6 separate regions of the Homo sapiens genome follow, and all the other regions are linked to region 5. Evidence: chromatin contacts called from ENCODE Hi-C or POLR2A ChIA-PET data. All regions are on one chromosome and are shown on one strand. The core of a region is the stretch at or near the end of the contact, and the rest is flanking DNA. Distances in the headings are between cores, read along the strand shown.

What was found. A loop is a pair of places that touch in the nucleus more often than their neighbours do. ChIA-PET counts read pairs that join two places held with the same protein, here RNA polymerase II (POLR2A). Pooled maps may share reads with other maps.
Region 1: a loop to region 5 is called in a map of ascending aorta, with 4 times the contacts of the local background. The contact joins the enhancer-like site here to the promoter of GSTA4 in region 5. A Hi-C loop is called at or near these places in 2 of 168 maps with a recorded cell type or tissue (ascending aorta and heart left ventricle), 1 of 37 single-sample maps with no recorded cell type and 8 of 50 pooled maps. POLR2A ChIA-PET finds 5 or more read pairs at or near these places in 1 of 52 experiments (HepG2).
Region 2: a map of naive thymus-derived CD4-positive, alpha-beta T cell shows a loop between it and region 5 (6-fold over the local background). The contact joins the enhancer-like site here to the promoter of GSTA4 in region 5. A Hi-C loop is called at or near these places in 5 of 168 maps with a recorded cell type or tissue (CD4-positive, alpha-beta T cell, Right ventricle myocardium inferior, gastrocnemius medialis and 2 more), 4 of 37 single-sample maps with no recorded cell type and 28 of 50 pooled maps. POLR2A ChIA-PET finds 5 or more read pairs at or near these places in 1 of 52 experiments (OCI-LY7).
Region 3: a map of PC-9 shows a loop between it and region 5 (16-fold over the local background). The contact joins the enhancer-like site here to the promoter of GSTA4 in region 5. A Hi-C loop is called at or near these places in 9 of 168 maps with a recorded cell type or tissue (Caco-2, Calu3, HCT116 and 6 more), 2 of 37 single-sample maps with no recorded cell type and 13 of 50 pooled maps. POLR2A ChIA-PET finds 5 or more read pairs at or near these places in 3 of 52 experiments (Caco-2, HepG2 and activated CD4-positive, alpha-beta T cell).
Region 4: a map of gastrocnemius medialis shows a loop between it and region 5 (4-fold over the local background). The contact joins the enhancer-like site here to the promoter of GSTA4 in region 5. A Hi-C loop is called at or near these places in 5 of 168 maps with a recorded cell type or tissue (aorta, ascending aorta, endothelial cell of umbilical vein and 2 more) and 11 of 50 pooled maps.
Region 6: a map of B cell shows a loop between it and region 5 (4-fold over the local background). The contact joins the enhancer-like site here to the promoter of GSTA4 in region 5. A Hi-C loop is called at or near these places in 3 of 168 maps with a recorded cell type or tissue (B cell, ascending aorta and tibial artery), 10 of 37 single-sample maps with no recorded cell type and 12 of 50 pooled maps. POLR2A ChIA-PET finds 5 or more read pairs at or near these places in 1 of 52 experiments (OCI-LY7).

The regions. Positions count from the first base shown.
Region 1 is chr6:52,596,875-52,600,134 of GRCh38, forward strand. LOC124901330 (a long non-coding RNA gene) reads left to right here. Exons shown (of 2, transcript XR_007059610.1): 2 at 1-3,260. Among named protein-coding and RNA genes, the nearest start is that of TRAM2-AS1, 21 kb to the left of the region's middle. Within about 2 kb of position 1,522, at least 10 of the 41 ENCODE cell types and tissues checked have a DNase peak (open chromatin) inside an H3K27ac peak, as active enhancers do; they include ascending aorta and heart left ventricle, where a contact is called at or near this core.
Region 2 is chr6:53,359,677-53,362,939 of GRCh38, forward strand. No RefSeq gene overlaps it. Among named protein-coding and RNA genes, the nearest start is that of ELOVL5, 12 kb to the left of the region's middle. RefSeq lists enhancers at 1-195, 196-703. Within about 2 kb of position 2,000, at least 13 of the 41 ENCODE cell types and tissues checked have a DNase peak (open chromatin) inside an H3K27ac peak, as active enhancers do; they include CD4-positive, alpha-beta T cell and OCI-LY7, where a contact is called at or near this core.
Region 3 is chr6:52,722,758-52,726,044 of GRCh38, forward strand. No RefSeq gene overlaps it. Among named protein-coding and RNA genes, the nearest start is that of GSTA2, 39 kb to the right of the region's middle. RefSeq lists a silencer at 1,849-1,898. Within about 2 kb of position 1,859, at least 17 of the 41 ENCODE cell types and tissues checked have a DNase peak (open chromatin) inside an H3K27ac peak, as active enhancers do; they include PC-3, PC-9, ascending aorta and 1 more, where a contact is called at or near this core.
Region 4 is chr6:52,513,154-52,516,706 of GRCh38, forward strand. TRAM2 (translocation associated membrane protein 2) reads right to left here. Exons shown (of 11, transcript NM_012288.4): 3 at 3,475-3,553; 4 at 2,853-2,969. Among named protein-coding and RNA genes, the nearest start is that of TRAM2, 62 kb to the right of the region's middle. Within about 2 kb of position 1,523, at least 9 of the 41 ENCODE cell types and tissues checked have a DNase peak (open chromatin) inside an H3K27ac peak, as active enhancers do; they include ascending aorta, where a contact is called at or near this core.
Region 5 is chr6:52,993,483-52,997,174 of GRCh38, forward strand. GSTA4 (glutathione S-transferase alpha 4) reads right to left here and starts at 1,802. Exons shown (of 7, transcript NM_001512.4): 1 at 1,767-1,802; 2 at 675-779. The coding sequence starts at 761. It overlaps RN7SK (RNA component of 7SK nuclear ribonucleoprotein), which reads left to right and starts at 2,138; the gene lies at 2,138-2,469. RefSeq lists silencers at 1,723-1,954, 2,286-2,375 and an enhancer at 1,906-2,125.
Region 6 is chr6:52,496,036-52,499,736 of GRCh38, forward strand. It overlaps EFHC1 (EF-hand domain containing 1), which reads left to right. Exons shown (of 11, transcript NM_018100.4): 11 at 1-1,163. It overlaps TRAM2 (translocation associated membrane protein 2), which reads right to left. Exons shown (of 11, transcript NM_012288.4): 11 at 1,373-3,701. Among named protein-coding and RNA genes, the nearest start is that of EFHC1, 78 kb to the left of the region's middle. RefSeq lists a silencer at 1,779-1,980 and an enhancer at 3,064-3,113. Within about 2 kb of position 1,761, at least 12 of the 41 ENCODE cell types and tissues checked have a DNase peak (open chromatin) inside an H3K27ac peak, as active enhancers do; they include B cell, OCI-LY7 and ascending aorta, where a contact is called at or near this core.

The sequences.
Region 1 (3,260 bases), core at 272-2,771, 400 kb before region 5:
AAATCTAAAGATGTTCCCCATTCCATGCCTTGCCAGGAAAGGTTAAGGATCCCAGCTGAAGACCAAACACGAAGAAACTTGGATGACTAGTAACAATCTCATGTTTGTATAATGCTTCCCACTCCCAAAGCACTTTCATAATCATTATGCCATTTGATTTTTCATAATAAGATCAGGAACGCAGGCTCTAGGGCCAGACTGGCTGGGTTGGAATCCTAGCTCCATCTGTTGCTAGCTGCTTGACCTTGGGCACATCGTCCCTCTGCCTCAGTTTCCTTATCTGCAAAACAGGGACATGAGGGGATTCAATGAATTTAACATGAAAAACATTTACAATGATGCCTACCACAAAGTTATCATTTGATAAATGTTAGTTAAAACAGGAACAAAAGTCCAGATAGTGTTATCTAGATTTTATAGCTGAAGAAACTGAGGCTCACAGGTTATCACAAGACTAATTCACAGCAGATCCAGAACTGAAACCCAGGCCTTCTGGGTTACAACACTGACTTGTTAGGTTATCTGGAATAATCTAAATGGACTTGTCTATTTTTATGTGATAATAATAATAACAATAATAACAATAACACTACCTTTTACTGAGTACTCACTAAGTGTTTTACATACTATGTCTCATTTAATCCTCATAAGAATCTATGAGGCACGTGTTGTTATCCCCATTTTAAAAAGGGACAAACTGAGGACTAAACATTGAGAAAGCAAACCTGGATCACCCAGCTAGTGACAGGGAAGGCCAGATTCTGAATGCAGGTCTCTGCAAACCCAGGACCTGCGTTTTCAACCACTTACATTCCATAACCTCTGGATAGAAAAAGACCACCATGGTTACTGCTTTATAAACATTTGGGGGTTTCTGGGACAAATTGGGTGATTTTTGTAAGTTCCCCAAGGTCAGAAAGAGCCCTTCTTATCCATCTTTCATCCTTCTCCTGTGCATCAGGTACTGGACCTCCATAGGTGTCCCAGAGGCTCCCATGGAAGGATTTGCAAATCAGGTTCCAAGAGCTTAAAAAGCCAGGCTTAGTAGTGGAGAGGCACCAGATGAACTCTTGATAGCCCAGGCAAGAACTGGGCACCAGCAGCATTACTTGATGGTGTCAAAGAGGTAGAGGACCAAATGCCAGGATGCAGAGGGAGCCATGGTGCCTGGACACAGAGACTTTGCCACAGCTATCAAGTTTGCAAAATGAAAACAAAGGGAGAGATTAATGAGACTCCACCTAGAAGCAGCCACTCCTGGACAGGCTGCCCTTCCTAGATGGCTTCAGATGGCTGCCAGGGAACATCTGCCTGGTTAAGATTTCAAGTGAAGACCTAATCGAAGCAGCCCTTTGGCAGGCTTTGCACTGGCCGGCCTGACTCTGACATACGCTCCGATGCCCACACATGGTTGTGGCTGGCAGCTCAGACAGACACGACTGTTTTGGCTTCTGTCATTTCTTTTTCTTCCTCCAGGCGCTCAAGTTCTTGATCCCAGCTCGCCTGATTAGGGGTCGTCATCAGTCCGCGCACCCTGCCTGTACTTCCTGGGGCCCCCTGGTGGATGATCAAAGGATAAAGGGATAGTTGGAGGCAGGAAAGAGAGAGTTGGGGATGATAGTGCAGTGGACTGTGTGGATCTTTCCCCATAGGCTTCTAAGAAGTCTTTTGTGAATATCTCTCTCGTCCCCCACTGGGTGAATGATTTACTATGACTAAAGGGGCCACACACACAACAGCTCTCACCCTGGAATGGACTTTGAGAGGGAAGCAAAAGGAAGCATTGCCTTCTTTCCTGGACTTCCCTTTGGAGCACCCCACAACTCTCAGGGGATTTAGAAGGTAACACATTTAGAGCTTTCCCAAAAGAATGTGCAGCTGTGGCTTGAGCAAAAGGTGTTTACTCCCACGGAGGTGGGATTTTTATTGCTAGTTTCAACATCAAGTAGGTGTGAAAGTTATATACAAATCCTGACAATCAATACCACCTGAGAAAGGCGAGAAAGAGGGCTGCATGGGCCAATGCTTCACAAACTTAAGGTGCACAGCTTGGAAGCATTGAATTGTGGGGGGTGGGGATCTTGTAAAGTGAAGATTCTGAATGAGTAGGTGTGGGGTATGGCCCACAGTCTGTGTTTCCAACATGCTTCTGCCACAGGAAGACTGCTCTGGACTAAGAAATAGTCCTGTGCATTTCTTAGCACCAACGCTCACCTCCCCCCACCAAAAACATGAAATAAAACAAAACAGGGACATTGCATTTCCTGGAAGTGTCTTACATGACACCAATTAAAACTATCTTTTTTTCTTGCTCATAAATATATTCTTTTTCCTTTTTTTTGAGACGGAGTCTCTCTTTTTTGCCCAGGCTGGAGTGCAGTGGTGTGATCTCAGCTCACTGCAACCTCCGCCTTCCAGGTTCAAGCAATTCTCCTGCCTCAGCCTCCTGAGTAGCTGGGATTACAGGAGTGTGCCACCACACTCGGCTAATTTTTTGTATTTTTAGTAGAGATGGGGTTTCACTATGTTGGCCAGACTGGTCTTGAACTCTTGACCTCAAGTGATCCACCTGCCTCGGCCTCCCAAAGTGCTAAGATTATAGGCGTGAGCCACTGTGTCTAGCCTAGAAATGTATTCTTTTTTTTTTTTTTGAGATGGAGTTTCGCTCTGTCGCCCTGGCTGGAGTGCAGTGGTGCCATCTCGGCTCACTGCAACCTCTGCCTCCTGGGTTCAAGTGATTCTCCTGCCTCAGCCTCCCGAGTAGCTGGGACTACAGGCGTGCACCACTACACCCAGCTAATTTTTGTATTTTTAGTAGAGATGGGGTTTCTCCCAGCTAATTTTTGTATTTTTAGTAAAGATGGAGTTTCACCATGTTGGTTGGCCAGGATGGTCTCGATCTCTTGACCTCGTGATCCACCCGCCTCAGCCTCCCAAAGTGCTGGGATTACAGACATGAGCCACCGCGCCCAGCCAAAACTTATTCTAAAAGGTTTGACTGATGTACATAAAAATCACTGGAAAACATAGTTATAGGTAAATTTTATTATTTCTTTGTGTTTTTCTACATTTCCCAAACTTTCTACAAATGAACCTATATTGTTTTTATTTTTCTCGAAGGCTAAGTTTGAAACATCTTGTGTTGTTTCAAGACCTTTCTTTTCCCCCGGTGCTAGCTAGACCAGAATGGATTGTTTAACATCTCAGGGCAGATGTCTGAACCTTTGCAGGTGTTGGGAGACTCAGAATCTTCTGGTGTT
Region 2 (3,263 bases), core at 750-3,249, 370 kb after region 5:
GAGGGTTGTGCGGCCCGGACCACGCAACCTTGGGATCGGAGGGTGGTTGAGGCCTTGAGGGAAGAATGGAAGGCGGCCTTGACTTCTGGTGCTTCCACGCCCTTCAGATCCAGAGCCCAGAGCGTCCAGGCTGGAGTTTAGGACGTTCATCAGAGTCCCGAGACGCGCGAGTGGGTGGAACCGCGTGGGGCGGGAGAAGAGGGGGAGATTAGGCAGCAAGAAAATGGTCCCCGTGGGCAGTTCAGCCTAAACCTGGAGCTGGGGAAGGGCCTCTGGAGAGAAGCCTTAAATCGTTACTCATCTTTCACAGTCTTTTATAATCGTGAATGAGCCCTCCGTTGTAGACTGTTAATGCGTGTCCAGGATGCCCGAGAGTGGGGGTAAAACAATAAAAGACTCCTCCTGTTGTGATTAAAATTATATTTGCTTTTTGTATCCTCCTAAGTTCCATGATATTGAAAATGTGTCTTGTTATATTTCATAAATGAGCTTTTAAAAAACTTCTGAGATATCTTCCAAAAAGTATCACTCACCAGGGAAGAAAAGAAGAGGAAACCTAGTGGCTTTTCTGTTGACGCCAAAGGTTACTCCCTCTGCCTCACCATAAAAAAAAAAAAAAAAAAAAAAAAAAACAAACCCCAAAAAAACAAAAAACAAGAAAAAGCACAGAAAGCAGTTTGGCTTGCTTGTAAAGTCTTGGTAGATATTTCTGCTTATCATTTAATCCTTTTAACAAGTCTGTAGGAATAGATGGGTATTACCACCAGTTGTAGATGTTGAAACAGGCTGAGATTCATCTGGCCAAGGTCATACATAGTTTGTAAGTGACAAAGTGTGGGCCTCTCACCGGTAGACGGTCGTGACTGCAATTGTCCAGGTTCTTGACATTTTGAACAAAGAATTGAACAAAAGGCCCAGCAAAGCAAAGAAAGAATGAAGCAACGAAAGAACGAAAGCAGGGATTTATTGAAAACGAAAGTACACTCCACAGTGTAGGAGCTACCAGGGCAGAGGCTCAAGGACCTGGATACAGAATCTGCCTGGGTTCAAATACCCTCTAGAGGTTTGTTTCCCTTTGGCCACTTCATGCTCACCTCATGTAAATGAAGTGGTAGCCCGCAATCAGTCTGATTGGTTGTAGACAACCATTCAGAGGCTGGAGTGAAATTACAAAGTTGCAAAGGAAGACTGGACCCGCAATCGGTCTGATTTGTTGCTAACTCCCAATTTTCCAACTGCCTGGCAGAAAATGTCAAGGGGAGTAGCCTCTGATCCTCTTGTTACTTCGGGGTGGAAAGTTAGGGTTTTCTTTTCTTTTCTTTCTTTTTTTTTTTTTTTTTTTTTTGGACGAAAGTCTTGGTCTGTCACCCAAGCTGGAGTGCAGTGGTACAATCCCAGCTCACTGCAACCTCCGCCTCCCAGGTTCCAGTGATTCTCCTGCCTCAGCCTCCCGAGCAGCTGGGACTACAGGCGCGCGCCACCACTCCATGCTAATTTTTGTATTTTCAGTAGAGACGGGGTTTCACTATGTTGGCCAGGATGGTCTCAAACTCCTGCCCTCGTGATGCACCCGCCTTGGCCTCCCAAAGTGCTGGGATTACAGGCGTGATCCACTGCGCCCCGCCTCCTAATTTAGTTCTAGGAAGTTGGTGTGAAACAGCTTTAGGTTCCCTGCCTCCAGATCCTATTCTCCTGCCTCAGGCCCTTTCCATACTTCTCTCCCTTACATCATGAAATTTCAATCCACAATAAATGGAAGGTGAAAAGGAATCTGATGATTTTGGAGTCCTTAGCTAAAAACTGCATCTAGCCGAGTACTAGCACCTCTTGGAGATGAGTTGTGTTTTTTGAGAACTCTGTTAAGTACATAGTTTTCATGCCAGTATTATGAAAGGTAGAAGGAGAGTTCCTTGAGATTCTGAAGTGCCAGGTCACGTGAGTTGATGACTTTTGTAACCCTGGGCTGACCTGAAACAAAACAAGACCTCTTTCGGTTGCTAGGTATTGCCTGCAAGGATGCTGGAGGGCTGCCCAGGTCTTGTTCAGGGACTTCAGTCTTTGTGGCAAGCAGAGTACAGAGCCGTTGGATTAAAGACTGAGTTAATTAGGTCACAGGATGCTCTTTGATGGGGGGAAAGCAGCAAACTATGATGGGACTTTTAGCGCAATCTGGTTTAACAGATTAGCCAAGTGTATCTGCTCCATGCTGTAGGCACACAACAATGACTGAGAAATCTTTTCTGCCCACAGGAAAAGGTTACAGTTGGGGTAGGGTGCATCAGTGAGTCAAGTCTATGAATAACTAGTAAAGGAAGGCAGCACATAAAGTAACAATGCAAGTAAATACAAAGCAAGAATTATGGTGTATGCAATGAGTTTTGGCAGAGCAATTGAGGTCAAAATTAAAAGCAAAGAAAGGAGATCCCTTTAGGTTGCAAGTTGAGAATTTAGAACTTTTCTGCATCAAGCTGCCAGAGTGGCCTTTAAAAAGAAATGCCAATCCCAAATCCTTAAACAACCTTTAATAGCTTTCCCATTGCACTTGGTACAAAATCCCAAATCATCGCTATGGCCGAAAGACCTGCCTGAGGTGGGTCCTTGCTTACCTGCCCAGCCTCACTGGCACCACTCTCTACACTTGCACCATACTGTTCCTCTCTGTGAGTTTCTCTCATCTAGGCCTTTTACGCGTGCTGTTCCCTCTGCCCACTTTACCACCCTGCCCCACTTTTGTACCCCTTTATCCAGTTCATCTGTCCCTCCCATCTTGCCTTCAAATTACTTCCTCTTGTGTCCGCAATTGGTGGGTTCTTGGTCTCCCTGACTTCAAGAATGAAGCCGCGGACCCTCAAGGTGAGTGTTAGAGTTCTTAAAGATGCCGTGTCTGGAGTTTGTGCCTTCAGATGTTCAGATGCATCTGGAGTTTCTTCCTTCTGGTGGGTTCGTGGTCTCGCTGACTTCAGGAGTGAAGCTGCAGACCTTCCCAGTGAGTGTTACAGCTCTTAAAGGCCTCACGTCCGGAGTTGTTCGTCCCATCTGGTGGGTTCGTGTTCTCGCTGGCTTCAGGAGTGAAGCTGCAGACCTTCGCGGTAAGTGTTACCGCTCATAAAGGCTGCTCAGACCCAAAGACTGAGCAGCTCCAAGATGTATCCCGAAGAGCGAAAGAACAAAGCTTCCACAGCCTGGAAGGGGACCTATCTGACCCCACACACATCTTGCTGATTGGTCCATTTTACAGAGAGCTGATTGGCCCATTTTGACAG
Region 3 (3,287 bases), core at 609-3,108, 270 kb before region 5:
CTGCACTCCAGCCTGGGCGACAGAGCGAGACTCCATCTCAAAGGAAAAAAAAAAAAGAATTTAAAATTCAAGACTTTGAGAGAGGAAGTAGAGCTAGAATGCAGACTACTCAAGTTTTGGACGTGAAAAGAAAGAAGGAAATAGCAAAAGGGAAAACTAGCCAAGGATAAAGAACTTTAAAAATTTGTTGTGGAGTGTTTCTTGGTTTCTTCTGAGGAGTGTGGGTGCATGGCTAAGAAGGTTAGGACAGTGGAGGCCTGGGCCTGTTTCTAAGCAGAAGGAAGCCTTCCAAAGGACAGAGGCAGCTGAAGAGACCAGCTGGAGAGCAGAAGGATTGTACAGCTTGCTTATGTACATAATAGATTTGTGATTGTTTATTTGCATCTATTGGTTTTATTACTGTATTAGGGGATATAATTGATACTTTAAAATATATGTGTATTTTATATAATGTATTATATGCAATATATTATATATATATGAAATATTGAGACCAGCCTGGCCAACATGGCAAAACCCCATCTCTACTAAAAATACAAAAAATTAGCTGGGCGTGGTGGTGGGCGCCTGTAATCCCAGCTACTTGGGAGGCTGAGGCAGGAGAATCACTTGAACCTGGGAGAAGGAGGTTGCAGTGAGCTGAGATCAGGCCACTGCACTCCAGTCTGGGCGACAAGAGCGAGACACTGTCTCAAAAAAAAAACAAAGTGTACAGAGTTAAGTGTACAACTGGATAAGTTTTTCAGTTTTGTTTTTGTTTTTGAGACGAGACTCGCTCTGTTGCCTCCAGGCTGGAATGCAGTGGTGTGACCTCAGCTCACTACAACCTCCACCTCCTGAGTCCAAGTGATTCTCATGCCTCAGCCTCCCAAGTAGCTGGGACTACAGGAGTGTGCCACCACACCCAGCTAATTTTTGTATTTTTAGTAGAAATGGGGTTTTACCATGTTGGCCAGGCTGGTCTTGAACTCCTGGCCTCAAGTGATCCGTCTGCTTTGGCTTCCCAAAGTGCTAGGATTACAGGAGTGAGCCACCACACCCAGCCTCAATTGGATAAGTTTTAACACACATATACACCTATGAGACTATCATCATAATCATGATACTGAACTTATTCACATCCTCATGCCCTTTGGAAATCCCTTTCTTCTGCCTGGCCCCATACCACTCATCTGCTTTTTGTCACAATGAGTTAGTTTGCATTTTCTAGAAGTTTATATAATTAGAAGCATACAGCAGGTATTTTGTTTGTTTGGTGTCTTTCACACAGCACAATTATTTCAAAATTCATCTGTGCTTTTTTATGTATTCATTCCTTTTTTTATTGCAAAGTAGTTGAATTCTTTTCCTGTGGCCACTCTAACAAATTACCACAAACTAGGTGGCTTAGACAGCAGAAATTATTCTTGCACATGTCTAGAGGCTAGAAGTCCAGAATCCAGAGGTCAGCAAAGCTGGTTCTTTCTGGAAGCTCTAAGGGAGAATCTGTTCCCAGCCTCTCTCTTGGTTTCTGGTGGCTGCCAGCAATCTTTGGTGTTTCTTGGCTTGTAGCTGCATCGTTAGATTCTGCGTCATAGAAATGGACAGTGGAAAAGGAAATACAGAGAGACTCATGGATTAAGGTGAAGAGGATGAGGGAATAAGAAAGACAAAATGGAATAAATTGGAAGGGGTTAAAAGGAAGTGAGGAGAACTTTGCACCTCTGCCTTTCAGTCAGCATTTTTTAGTTGTTCTTTTGGCAATTTACTCCAACTTGGATTTAAAATTTATGAGAAAAAAAGTCTCTGTTCCAGCAAAGGGATTGCCCAACCTACTGTGTCAGTCTAACGCTGACTCCATGACTGAGCACCAGATGGCGCACTGCCCAGAGCCAAGGGACCTCCCTGGTGGCTGTAAAGAGTTCAGTGCACAGACTCAGCCACTCTTAGGTGACTTTCCACAATTGCAAATGAAACTGAGCTCAGCCTACTCAACCTTCCCTTCCTCTTTTAGATCACTGAGAAAGTCTACTGTCCCAACCATATGCCCTTTTTCGGAGCAAAATTTCTCAAAACGGCTGCCGGTAGCTGCTGTCTCCTCTACCTCACGTCCCATTTTCTCCTCAACCCACTCCAGTCAGGCTTGTGTCCCCATCTTCTCTCCTCGGGTCAGCAGTAGCCTCCGTGGTACCAAATTCAATGTCCACTCTTCCATCCTCTTGCCGGACTGTTGGCCTCATGATGCCACACTTTCTTGGACTTCCTTCTACTTCACTGACCCCTCCTCTTCAGACGCCTTCGCTGGCTCCACCCAGCCTTCTCTTCTCCAACTGCTATCTCCCCCGAGGCGATGTCCTCAGCCCTTCTCTATCATCAGAGGTGTAACTTCCAATACTAGGTCATAAAAGACATTGTAGTTTCCCTCTTGCTTACATACTCCAGGGGAAGTTAGCTGCCATGTCCTGAGGACACTCAAGCAGTCCTACACAGAAGCAGGCATGCCAAAGAAGTGAGATGTATTGCCAACTTTCAGAGAGGAACTGAGGCCTCTGCCAACAGCCATGTGAGTGAGCCATCATGGAAACAGATCCCAGTCAAGCCCTCAGCTGACACAGCCTGTTAGTGACTTGATTGCAGCGTCCTGAGAAATGCTGATTCAGAACCACCCGGCTAAGCTGCTCCCAGATTCCTGACCTTCAGAAATTGTGTGAGATAATAAATATTTATTGCTTTAAGTCCCTAAACTTCGGGGTGAGTTGGTATATAACAATTGATAACTAATACACCCATGCTGGCCTCATCTTTCAATACTTCCTCGCCTTGCTCCCACAACACTAGTGTACCTAAAACACACCCAACTTGTTCCTGACCAACACCCTGTCTCATTGTTCCCTCTGACTAAGACCCTCGCTCACTGGATCTTCTGGTTCCTGTCATTCAGGACTTAGTCTTTCCTGGCATTCTCTGTGCCTAAAACAATTCAGGGAACAAAGTAGGTGCTCTATAAACTTTTATTGAATAGAACTATGAATAAAATACTTTAAACAGTATTTATTGGAACCATAATCCTTGAGAAGATTTTGTCAATTTCTGAGGTTAAAGTCTAATTTTTCTGCTAGGTATACTTAGCTGCCCTGTTGACTTAGAATGTTGCAACTGTATTCAAAGTTTCAAAGGACAAATATATTGAAACAGCTGCTGTGTGCAGAGGGAAGGTGAGTAAAGATTGGAGAAAGGTAGGAGGCAAGGCAGAGCAAAGTCAACACAGATTAAATTTGTGCTGACTCACAGCTGCCTCATCTAAGCAG
Region 4 (3,553 bases), core at 273-2,772, 480 kb before region 5:
CTATATATGCAGAGAGAAATGTTTCAATCAAACACCAGAATAATACTGGTATTTCTGGTGGGAGGAATTTGCTTTTTTGAACTTCTCTATATTGTTCACTTTTTAAAAAATGATCATTTATGATATTTATTAAAACAACCAATTCATTACTTTAAAAATGTTGAAGGCTGGAGAGAGAAGATGCATTTGCAGTTTATTCACTCATTCTCATAGCCAACATTTAGTGGGCACTTAGTATGTGCCAGGCACCATACCAGGGATACAGCAGTGAGCACCGTGCCTGCTAGCAGGCAGCTCAGAATCTAGTGGGAGAAACAGAGAATACAGAATACACAATCAAGAGAAGCACCAGCAACAGGCACAGTGCAGAAAATGCAAATTGGTGGGGGGTTCTCTGAGGAGATGGTATTTAGGCAGAGACTTGGATGGCAAGAAGGAGTTGGCCATGGGATGGCAGGGGATGGAGCCCTTGAGCAGAGAAATCACCAGTACAAAGCCCAGGATGCAGAACAGCCAGGCCAAAAGTGGGGGTGTGGCCAGTGAGATGAGACCAGCAAGATTAGCAGGGCCCAGATCACATGAATGGGGAGGAAAAAACGATTTCACTGCAAGTGTGATGGGACTTTTAAGCACGGGAATGTATGGTTTTATTTCTGTTTTAAAAGATCCATCTGGCTGAGCAGAAAATGGATTGGGGTGGGAGGGTACAAGAGTGGAAACAGTCTCCTTCTAGAAAAAAGATATTTAGTGTCTAGGCAAGAGATGATGGTGGCTTGGACTATACAGATCGAGGTTTCTCAATCTTGGCACTATGGCCAGATAGTTCTTTGTTGTGGAGGCTGTCCTGTGCATTAAACGCCATATCGTAGCATCCCTGGCCTCCACCCACTAGATACCAGTAGCATATTGCCAAATGTCCCCTACAGGCCCAAATCTCCCCTGGTCAAAGGTCACTAGACTAGGGTTGGTGGTGCAGGCAGAAAGCAGCAGACAGTCTCAATGTGTTTGGGAGGCAGAGCTGGCAGGACCTGCCGATGAAATGACTGTGGAGAGTGAGAGAAAGAAGAGTCATGAAAAAATTTGCATCATAACAGAAAAATATTATTTTTTTAAAAAAACAAGCTGTTTTTATGCCTTTTACAGAACTACATCTCTTCTTCTTCAATCACTTTCCTTCCAGGAAGCACAGTTCCAACGGAGGAGGGCAAGGAGTCAAATGTTGTTAGGAAGAGTTGGCGGGGGTCGGGGGTCACTGGAGCTTTCCGTGGTCCCCTGGTCTCTGTGCCTATTGAATATGTTGAGTGGGGAACTGGCTCTTCCCAGAATAAAAAACTGTTATGTGCCTCCCCAAGAAAAGCCTATGTGCTCTCAAACTAATTAGCATCATGTTCAAATCCTTGAAGAACTGAGAGAGGCAAAGACAGAGCTGTTGAGCATTTCACACCCTGGAAGGCGTGTTAAGCAACTTGGCTCTAGCCTCCAAATCTGGTCGCCACGTGTCACAGCTGGGGTGGAATGTTTGGGGGTGAAGTTGAAAGGGTAAAAGTGATTCAGAGATGAGGCAATCCTCCTGAACGGCGTCTTTGGTATCTTGAGGCTGTTCTGCTTCAAAGCAGCTTAGGCCTCCGGGGGTGGGCATGAACTGAACGTCAAGGGACTGGGTGTGGTCTGAAACCTGGAAGTCTAGGGACTTGTGTGCATGGCACAACAGCAGGGATGCACTGTTCACACAGTGTCAATCTGCCCCTGGGACTGTGACAGCCTTGCCTGAGAGGACAGAAGTCTTGGGCCCCCCATTTAAAATTCCTAGTATTCTGCTTAGGAAAGCTGCTCTATGATGAAATGATAATAGGAATAAAAACAATGTACAAAAGGACACGTTGACTCTGGCTTTGAGAATAGGAATTCAACATTCAACTCTGGAGACAGAGTTCCTTGTGATGGGAGCGCCCATCACTGTCACTGAAAGAAGAGGAAGAAAGTGAGGGATCTGTGGAAGGCCGGGAAGGAAATCTTAAAGAGGTCACAGGGTTGCTGAATTTTCCAAGACCCAGGCATGGATTTCTCAGGGGGCCAGGTTACAGGAAGGTAGAGCTCCAGGTGGTGGTGGGTACTAACTCAATACTTCCTAGCAGGACAGGCAAGGTCTTGTTACAGGAAACTCCAAAGGACCATCCACATTCCTTTCTATGAGGGAATTTTGCTGTATCAAAGGCTGCTTGAAATAAGAGTCTGTTTACATAGAAAGGAGGGGAAAATTGTCTGGTCCTGCAGGCATTTGTTGAAACGGCATTGACTCTCACAGGATTTGATGAGCTGACAGAGTGAGGCTGGCCTCGTTTATAGAAGGCCAAGGTAGTAAAACAGAGAGTAAGCTGGGCTTGGAACTCTATCTCCAAGTCCAAACTATCCTTTGCTGTTTCAAAACCACAGAACCACAGGCATACTGCAAAATTTGAGCTTGGAACTCTTCAATCTGTAACATGGGTATCAGAATGAACATCAAATGTATCTTATGGGACAGTGTTTGTAGAAGAGCCTTGTAAAACAATACAGTATTATGTAGATACATGGTATCATTACTGCAGTATTGCATAATGATTATAACAAGTGGTGACTGTTGGCCAAGATGACTCTCTCCAGCTATAAAATGGCATCTCTCTGTAATACCATGAGGATGCAAACATAGCTTCAGTTCTAAGAAGCTAAGAAGGTTCTAAGAAACTTGTTCCCCTTAACAGAAAAAGAAAAAGAGCAAGGGGTCCTTTGCAGTCATTTGATTAGCAATCCCAGAGCTGGAATTGCCCCTTGGTTTGAGCTCTCCCGCTTCAGCAGTCCTGAGAATGGCTCACCGTCACCACCACGTAGAAGCACCAAATCACCGAGGTGAAATGAAAGACGACCAGCTGTCCAGATTCATTGAACTTGCTGTGTTTGACTTTGGAGAGATGAAGCCGTTTGCTGATTTTCTAAAGAATAAAGAAAACCCCTCATATTAATATACAAATGTATCCATATTGGGCAGGTTTCAAACTCTTGTATTCTCCCCACAGAAGGGTTGAACATCGTTAGAAGTTTGCAGCTGGCCATAATCCAAGTCATTTGGTGTAAGCCTACTGCGTGCATACAGTGCTTGGTCTAAGGCAAGCATTTTGAGAAAGTGGCAAGATGAATGTCTCTAGCCTATGTGTAAAGAAAATAACCCCAATTACTCAATGTGCCCCAGACCCATAAGGACACCATCTCCAGACAGCTTTCTCTCTGTGTAATAAATACTGCTGTCCCATGTGCTGATTAAAGGAGGCTGTGAACAGAAACCAAAGTGTGGTGAAGGAAGCCCAGGCAATAGACCCAACCAGTGCAAGCAAGTTGGAGGATGAATGGGTGCAGAGCTGCAGTTTCCTCCAAGGCCAGGTCCTCCACCCCAAGGCACCTCCCCAGCTTCTGATCTCAGAATCCAGACATGTCACTTACATCTAAAATGTACTCCTGAACCACAGCATGCAAGATGATGGTGATGAAGATGTAGAACAAGATTGTGACCAGGTCCTTA
Region 5 (3,692 bases), core at 552-3,051:
TGGATGTGATAATAATATTGTTACATTTTAAAATCCTCATCTGTTAGAGGAAAATGTTGAGGAACTCCCAGATGAAATGTTATGATGTTTGGATTTTGCTTTAAAATACTCCCACAAAACAAGGGAAGGGAGGTGATAGATGAAACAAGATTAGCATAGAGCTGATGATTGCTGAAGTCGGGTGATGAGTACATAGAATTCATGGCAATGTTCTCTCTACATTTATTGGTATTTGAAAATTTCCATACTAAGAAGCTAAAAGAACAGAACGAAAACAAAAACAGACACACACACATATGTAAGCAAGATACCAAGGCTGCCAGTTTGAAGCCACTGAAGAAAACAAGAAATTTACCCTGAGAATGCATAATTAATAAGAGCTCAGAGTAACTGACAATTTTCAGGTAAATTTCCTTTCTTCTTATTAATAAATATTCACTGGTGCTAGATCAGAAGCCAATAATTAAGTAAAAGTCAAAAGGAAAATAGAATTCCATCAACTACGTTCTAATTATAAAGAAAAATCCCTTCAGGGATGGTATCTGACTCAGTGAAGCGTGCCTGTGATTTTGGTGGACGAGAACTAGAACTGAACGGTGCTTCAAAACGTATTTTTCTTTCAAAGGTCTCAAAAGCTGTATGACAAATCCGTGAAGAAACAGCATATAAGGTACCTCGACTCCGGCGGCAGCTAAAACCCATCTCACGGACTCCATCCGGCCTCTTCCGTTGGGATAGTGGAGCTTGGGCCTTGCTGCCATGATAGCTTTTCAGGCTTTCTGAAATACAAATGCAGCAGCTCGTCGCAGACCAACAGTCCCAATTTCGCGTCTTCAACCCAGTGCTCAGGGGCGAAATGAATATTCAGGATTTTGGCACGGGAAACTGTTCTTTATTTTTGTTGCTGCATTTTCCCTCACTCAAGAAAAAAAAACCACCATTTTAAAACATGGAGAAAAAAACCTTGGCTTTTATATGATTTCTATTTATGACTTCTTATCCTGGATCTTGGGAAGCTGGGGCCATTTGTTGTAAAAACATATGTGCTAGCAGTACGGGATTTCACAAATTCAGAATATTATATATTTTGACCTCGAGAATCTCAGATTTTCCAAATTCAGCTGGGGGATAGGGGGTGGCAGGCGTTGAAGAGGGTAGCGAAGGAAAATCGCACAGCCACTGGAAGCTCTTCAAGTATTCATGCTTTTACATACATCATCATATTTTATTATCACGGCAACTGGAAGGTGAACAGGCCGAGTACTACTACTGTCTGCAAAATGTGCGTCCACCGTCACGCATGCGGTGGCTGCGCCCCCCGGGTCCCGCGTGTCCACCACCCCTACAGGGAGATGAGCCCCCGGCCTTGTAAAACGAGCCGGGGGCCAGGGCTTGGCCATCTGAGATCGCACTCTCCCATGCTCGTCTTCCCCGCTCAGCCCATGCAGGGGCGTAGCGGCAGCCCAGCCAGGCCCGGGGACGATCCGAGCCCACCTTCCACCAATGCATTCAGACTCCGCAGAAGGGGTTTAAAAAAAAATACGCACACTGAGCCAAGAAGGACCCCAGCTCCAGCCAAGGGGCCCACCTCTGCCCAGACTGGATGGAGCAGGAGGACAAAGGACAAGAGGAAGAAAAGACAAGAGAAGGACTGAACTGGGGGAGTGAGGGAAGAATGCGAGAGTGAGACTCAGAGAGTAAAGGGGAGGGAAAAAAAAGAAGAGAGAAAGGGCGAGGAAGGGGGCGACCGCAGGAGGGAGACAGACCTGGAGTCCACTCGGAGGCCTGGAGCCGCACAAAGCGCCAGGTCAGCGGTCCCGGCTGGGTGAGACCAGCAGGCGGCTCTAGCGCGCGGGAGCTGGGCGAGGCTCCGGGACGACCTCACCAATGGAGACTGCAGTATTTAGCATGCCCCACCCATCTGCAAGGCATTCTGGATAGTGTCAAAACAGCCGGAAATCAAGTCCGTTTATCTCAAACTTTAGCATTTTGGGAATAAATGATATTTGCTATGCTGGTTAAATTAGATTTTAGTTAAATTTCCTGCTGAAGCTCTAGTACGATAAGCAACTTGACCTAAGTGTAAAGTTGAGACTTCCTTCAGGTTTATATAGCTTGTGCGCCGCTTGGGTACCTCGGATGTGAGGGCGATCTGGCTGCGACATCTGTCACCCCATTGATCGCCAGGGTTGATTCGGCTGATCTGGCTGGCTAGGCGGGTGTCCCCTTCCTCCCTCACCGCTCCATGTGCGTCCCTCCCGAAGCTGCGCGCTCGGTCGAAGAGGACGACCATCCCCGATAGAGGAGGACCGGTCTTCGGTCAAGGGTATACGAGTAGCTGCGCTCCCCTGCTAGAACCTCCAAACAAGCTCTCAAGGTCCATTTGTAGGAGAACGTAGGGTAGTCAAGCTTCCAAGACTCCAGACACATCCAAATGAGGCGCTGCATGTGGCAGTCTGCCTTTCTTTTGACCCATTACCCATCTAAGTTAGATGCTTTTTTAAATGTTTTTTAATTTTTAAATTTTTAATTTTTTTCATTATTTATTTTTTATTTTTGAGACGGATCTCGGCTCACTGTAACCTCCACCTCCCGGGTTCAAGCGATTCTCCTGACTCAGCCTCCCGAGTAGCTGGGATTACAGGCGCGCGCCACCATGCCCGGCTAATTTTTCTATTTTTAGTAAAGACGGGGTTTCGCCATGTTGACCAGGGTGGTCTTGAACTCCTGACGTCAGGTGATCCTCCTGCCTCGTGCTGGGATTGCAGGCGTGAGCCACCGCTCCCGGCCCTTAGATGCTTTTTAATCAGCAAGTACGCAATGCTTTCCTGACAGGAATGTCAAGTCCGTCAGGAAATCCACATAAGGGTGTTAAGCAGGCAAAGTACCACATACAGATTAAAATCAAAAGCACTGTCAACGCTTATTTAATTTATACAGTAGACCCTAACTTTTCTAATTTTGTGTATACATATATATACATGTATACATGTATACAAACATACATATTTTCTTCTTTCTTTCTTCATCTCAGTGGGACATCTTGAGATTTCTCTTCATTTTGTACATTTTAGAGACAAGTGCTCTATAGTCACGGTCTCAAGTCAGCACCTGTTTGGAAGGGGGTCTTTGGAGTTGGGGGTGGTGCTAAAAGAATAATTTGGCTGGCAAGTTAGTTAAAACATTAAAAATATATTAAAACTATCAGGGCTATATTATGGAACAATTGCAAAATTCACATGGATTTCAAAGTTTGAAATATATGCCTTCGAAAATAAATTTTGTTTTTAGAGGCAGCTTCTGCTATTTCTCAGGCTATAGATGTTGTTATTTTCTTCACCCACGGGGGCGCTCGAGAGTACCTTGCTTGACAAGCCTGGGTGCTGAACAATTGCAGCCGCTAACATGATCAGATTTTATTTTCAATAGGTTTCTCTGGCCAAAGTGAGGCGAATGAATTGGGGTAGTAGGGGTAGAGAAAGAAACCTCTTGTGTCTGTGTAAATTAAAGTAGCACCATGAGTTTGAAGAATATGAGTAAGAAAAGGTGAAATACTAAGGAGGTAGGTGGTAAAGCAATTGCTAATCAGATCAAAGGGAAGGGAGGAGGAAGAAAAGTCTAGAATGATGCCCTGTCCAACACACACACACACACACACACACACACACACACACACACACACACACACACAC
Region 6 (3,701 bases), core at 511-3,010, 500 kb before region 5:
CACTAATTACCTTATGCTACAGTCATAGCTGGCATGCATCTGGAGTGTCAGGTTCAGGTGGTGGAAGGGAGCTGAGCATTACCCTGTAGCAAGCAATATTGTAGGAAGCAGAAATGATCATCACTTCAAACTGGCCACCAGGGAGTTGAAAGATTCTAATACACACACACACCCACACACACACACACACAAAGAGAGAATGAGAATTATTAAGATTAGCACTGGTAGCTGAAGCTATCAGGTCTAACTGAAGCATTTGACTAAGACTGCTTATAGTGCTTACGGCTTTGGGACTAATAAAAATCTGCCTTGCGGGTAAAGATGGGCTGTGAGTTAGCCACTACTCAGAAACCTGGGCCTGTACCTTGTCTGCACCATCAGGGGGCCTTGAAAATACCATCCAATTAAGGTGTATCAAATCCATATCTATAGGCTTTGAGGGTATTTGGGACACATAGGTAGAGAAGACGTCTCTAAATGTTGTCCAGAGAATCCACTTGGTTAAGTGACTCCTGAGTATCCTGCTGGCACATAAGTTCATTTTAAAAAGCCAATATGAGTGCTTTATATGTACCATGAACTTAGCATTCAGTATCTCTAAATCTCTCACCATGACTCCCCACAAAACATGAAACCCTTTTGACACAGATGCACAAAAAGACTCGGAAGGGTTAACTGCTTGAGTTCACCTAGCTTCTCATGGCAGAGCAGGACCCAACTCTACAATGAAGCTTGCCATGCATCAGAACCACTCACCTTCACCTCAAGCAAACATTTCCTCTTTCTCACACCCCATGGGTGTCCTTGACTAACTGCCACCTGTAACTGCACTCATCTTTTGAGATCTTTTTCCAAAGAAAGATGGTTCTGGTAAACACAGCAAGCAGCTACAGCCAACAGCAGCCATGTAAGTGACACCAGCAATCCCCACTATTACTAATACTTGGATGTCTTCTAGTCAGCACCAACATATTTGTTGGCCTTTACACAAACGAAACCCCATTTCCTCCAAGCTAAATAACATCATAGTATAGTAGGCATCAAGGATGATGTGCTTGTTTCTGGAGCTTCCTACCCACAAACCCCATGTTAAGAAAACCTCTTTTCCACTTTACTATTAAAGAGTCAAATAAAAATGATGCTTATTGCTATCCAGCACTTGACATAACTGACTCTCCATCCTTAATTCCCTAATTCATATCACAATGGACAAATACGGGTCAAAATATATAAGAAATGACTAATATAGTGAAAAATAATAGACATGAGGGCTAAAATTCATTGCAAACTCCTTTAAGCAAACGTAAACATCCACGTTAAAAGCATCACTGTATAAAAGCACGTCAAGGAAATAATTATGAGACAATTCTGATAATTTTCTGCCTTTTATTGTTATTTCAGAAAATATTTGATCATTTGTTCCAAAATGTACATTTAAAAAATCCATACAAAACTGTAATTTGTTTTAAAACCAGACAGAAACAGTGGAAAAATGATTTTGAAAAAAAGTTCACCAAAAGCAAAAAGACACCCCTCCCCCCAACCCTTTTTTACATGAAAGCATAAATACGGCAGGTACAAATTTTCCTTGAGTTCCTTGTTGAAATTTGGTCCATATGAACAGGCTAGAGTAGAAAACAGACACTTTGTCCACATTTGCATTATCAGTTGCTCAGGGCACCAGCAGCCTTAGTTCATCCTTCAGATGTTTTTTTAAACAGAGGAACCGAAAAATGAGGTTTACAGTCTCATCACATGAACACTCAAATCTGTACCCAAGGAAACAGCGGTATTATATTTACTGTCACAGCTAGACCCTATCAGGTGAACAGGGCTCTCCACCTGCGGCTGTTGCTTCGCAAAATATCCTTCCTCTCCACGTGAACAAGTAGCTCTAGAGTGCTTTTAGGCAGAGTGACGGTGATGTCATGGGCACCACGCCAATCTTATTCCTGGACAATGACTTAAGCCCCATCGTGAGAATGGTTTTTTCCTCTTCAACACATTTTTTAAAAATAGACCTCTAAGATGATGCTACATGTTCTAAAAGAGTGCCACAGAAACCCACCCAGGATCACAAGAATGACAACAAAAGGAAAGTGGCTATTTCTTGTGTAAGGGATGACGACTCCCCCTCCCATGGGTCCCATTTCTCCCCCAGTTGCAGGTGTTTTAAGGGACAGAAAGGCTGTGGAAAGGACCACTGGCTGGGAGAGTTATTGCACAACCCGGAAGAGTGAGAAAAACGTGGGCGGGCAAGGGGTAGGGGAGAGGGTTGCTGCGACTAAAACAAGGTAACACTGAATTAGGAGCTCGAACAGTTCTGCAACAGTCAGACATGTATGTGTTTATGTGTTAGCACTTGGAGACTGGGAAGTAAAAGTAAACACCTTTATCATATAAACTTTGGGCTGAATGGGAAGCAAAATAGACCAAAAGAGGTTACGGCAAGTGGGCCTTTTAAAAAAAATCTGGGGGTGGGGAAAATAACGGAGAAGGAGTTTGCTATGTGGGGCCAGAGGAGAGTTTTCGAAGTGGGGGCTGGAAGCTCTGGGCTTCTCTTAATAGGTATGCTTGTGGTTGGGCCACCTCACAGACTTCCACAGCCACCCAGCTGGGCCAGAAGAGAACTGACACAAGGGAGAAACCAAAAACAAAACAGAACACACCACAGACCCTAATCCTGGGCAGCGGGGTTAGAAACAAATGGGGTGAAACTGTCACAATCCGTGTCCCTTTTATATATAACTATACTGAGGTATGGTGTCCTTGGCTGCCGTCGAGCCCTGGCAACTGGGGGCTGGCCACGGAGTACAAGTTGAAAACCACACAGCAAAGTAAGGCACTTATTCTCACACACAGGCGCACGCACGCAATCTGCTTGGGACAAAAAGTCTACAGGGGTTGCCAAGCACGAAAGGCTACATGGAGACTGCAAATCCCAATGCTCGTCTTTATAGCTCTGCCACTCCAGGGAACTCCATAAAAGAATGAGGCAGCTTTCACTGGGGAGAACTGGTCTTCAGCCTTTGCAAGGTGGAGCTAACACTCATGTGAGTAGTGGGGTAGAGTGAGAAGTTGGTAAAGTCTTCCTCACTGGGACAACCTTGAGCTGGAGAGAGATCCTATTTAGGTTTTCCAGTCATCTGACAATGACCTAATCCTCCAATAATCCTGAAAATCCTCTCCTGAGAAAAGGAACCATAAGCTCGGAAGGCAGAGTGAGGGAGGAAGAGCACTCCATTGTCTTGACTCAAAAGCTTTCAGCACTCCCTCTGTTAGAGGAGAGAGCTTAGAACATCAAGAATTGAAGTTTGTGCACTTGTGCCATAGGCCCTTAAGCAAAAGAATTAGTTATGTGCAGACTTCCCTACCTCTCACACCAGGCCTAGAAAAACCAACTAGGAAGGCTGAAGCATACAAAGGAAACCCAAGCGAAGGCCTTTTCTAGGCACAAGGGGGTCGGCAACCCACTTCCAATTAAAGCATCCATGGAAGATAAGAATTTTGTTGTGGAATCCTGGGAGGAGATGCACTCTTTCACCCAACCTCTTATTAGCTGCTTAGAAAAAAGAAGGGGTACTGACAAAGGAGGTCCCAAAAGAGACCCCAGAAGCACACACCCACCCCAAGCTTCAGGGGTTCTTAGGGTCCCAGGGTTTCCGGTCAAGAGAAGGATCTGTGAACGTGGCCAGGGCAGA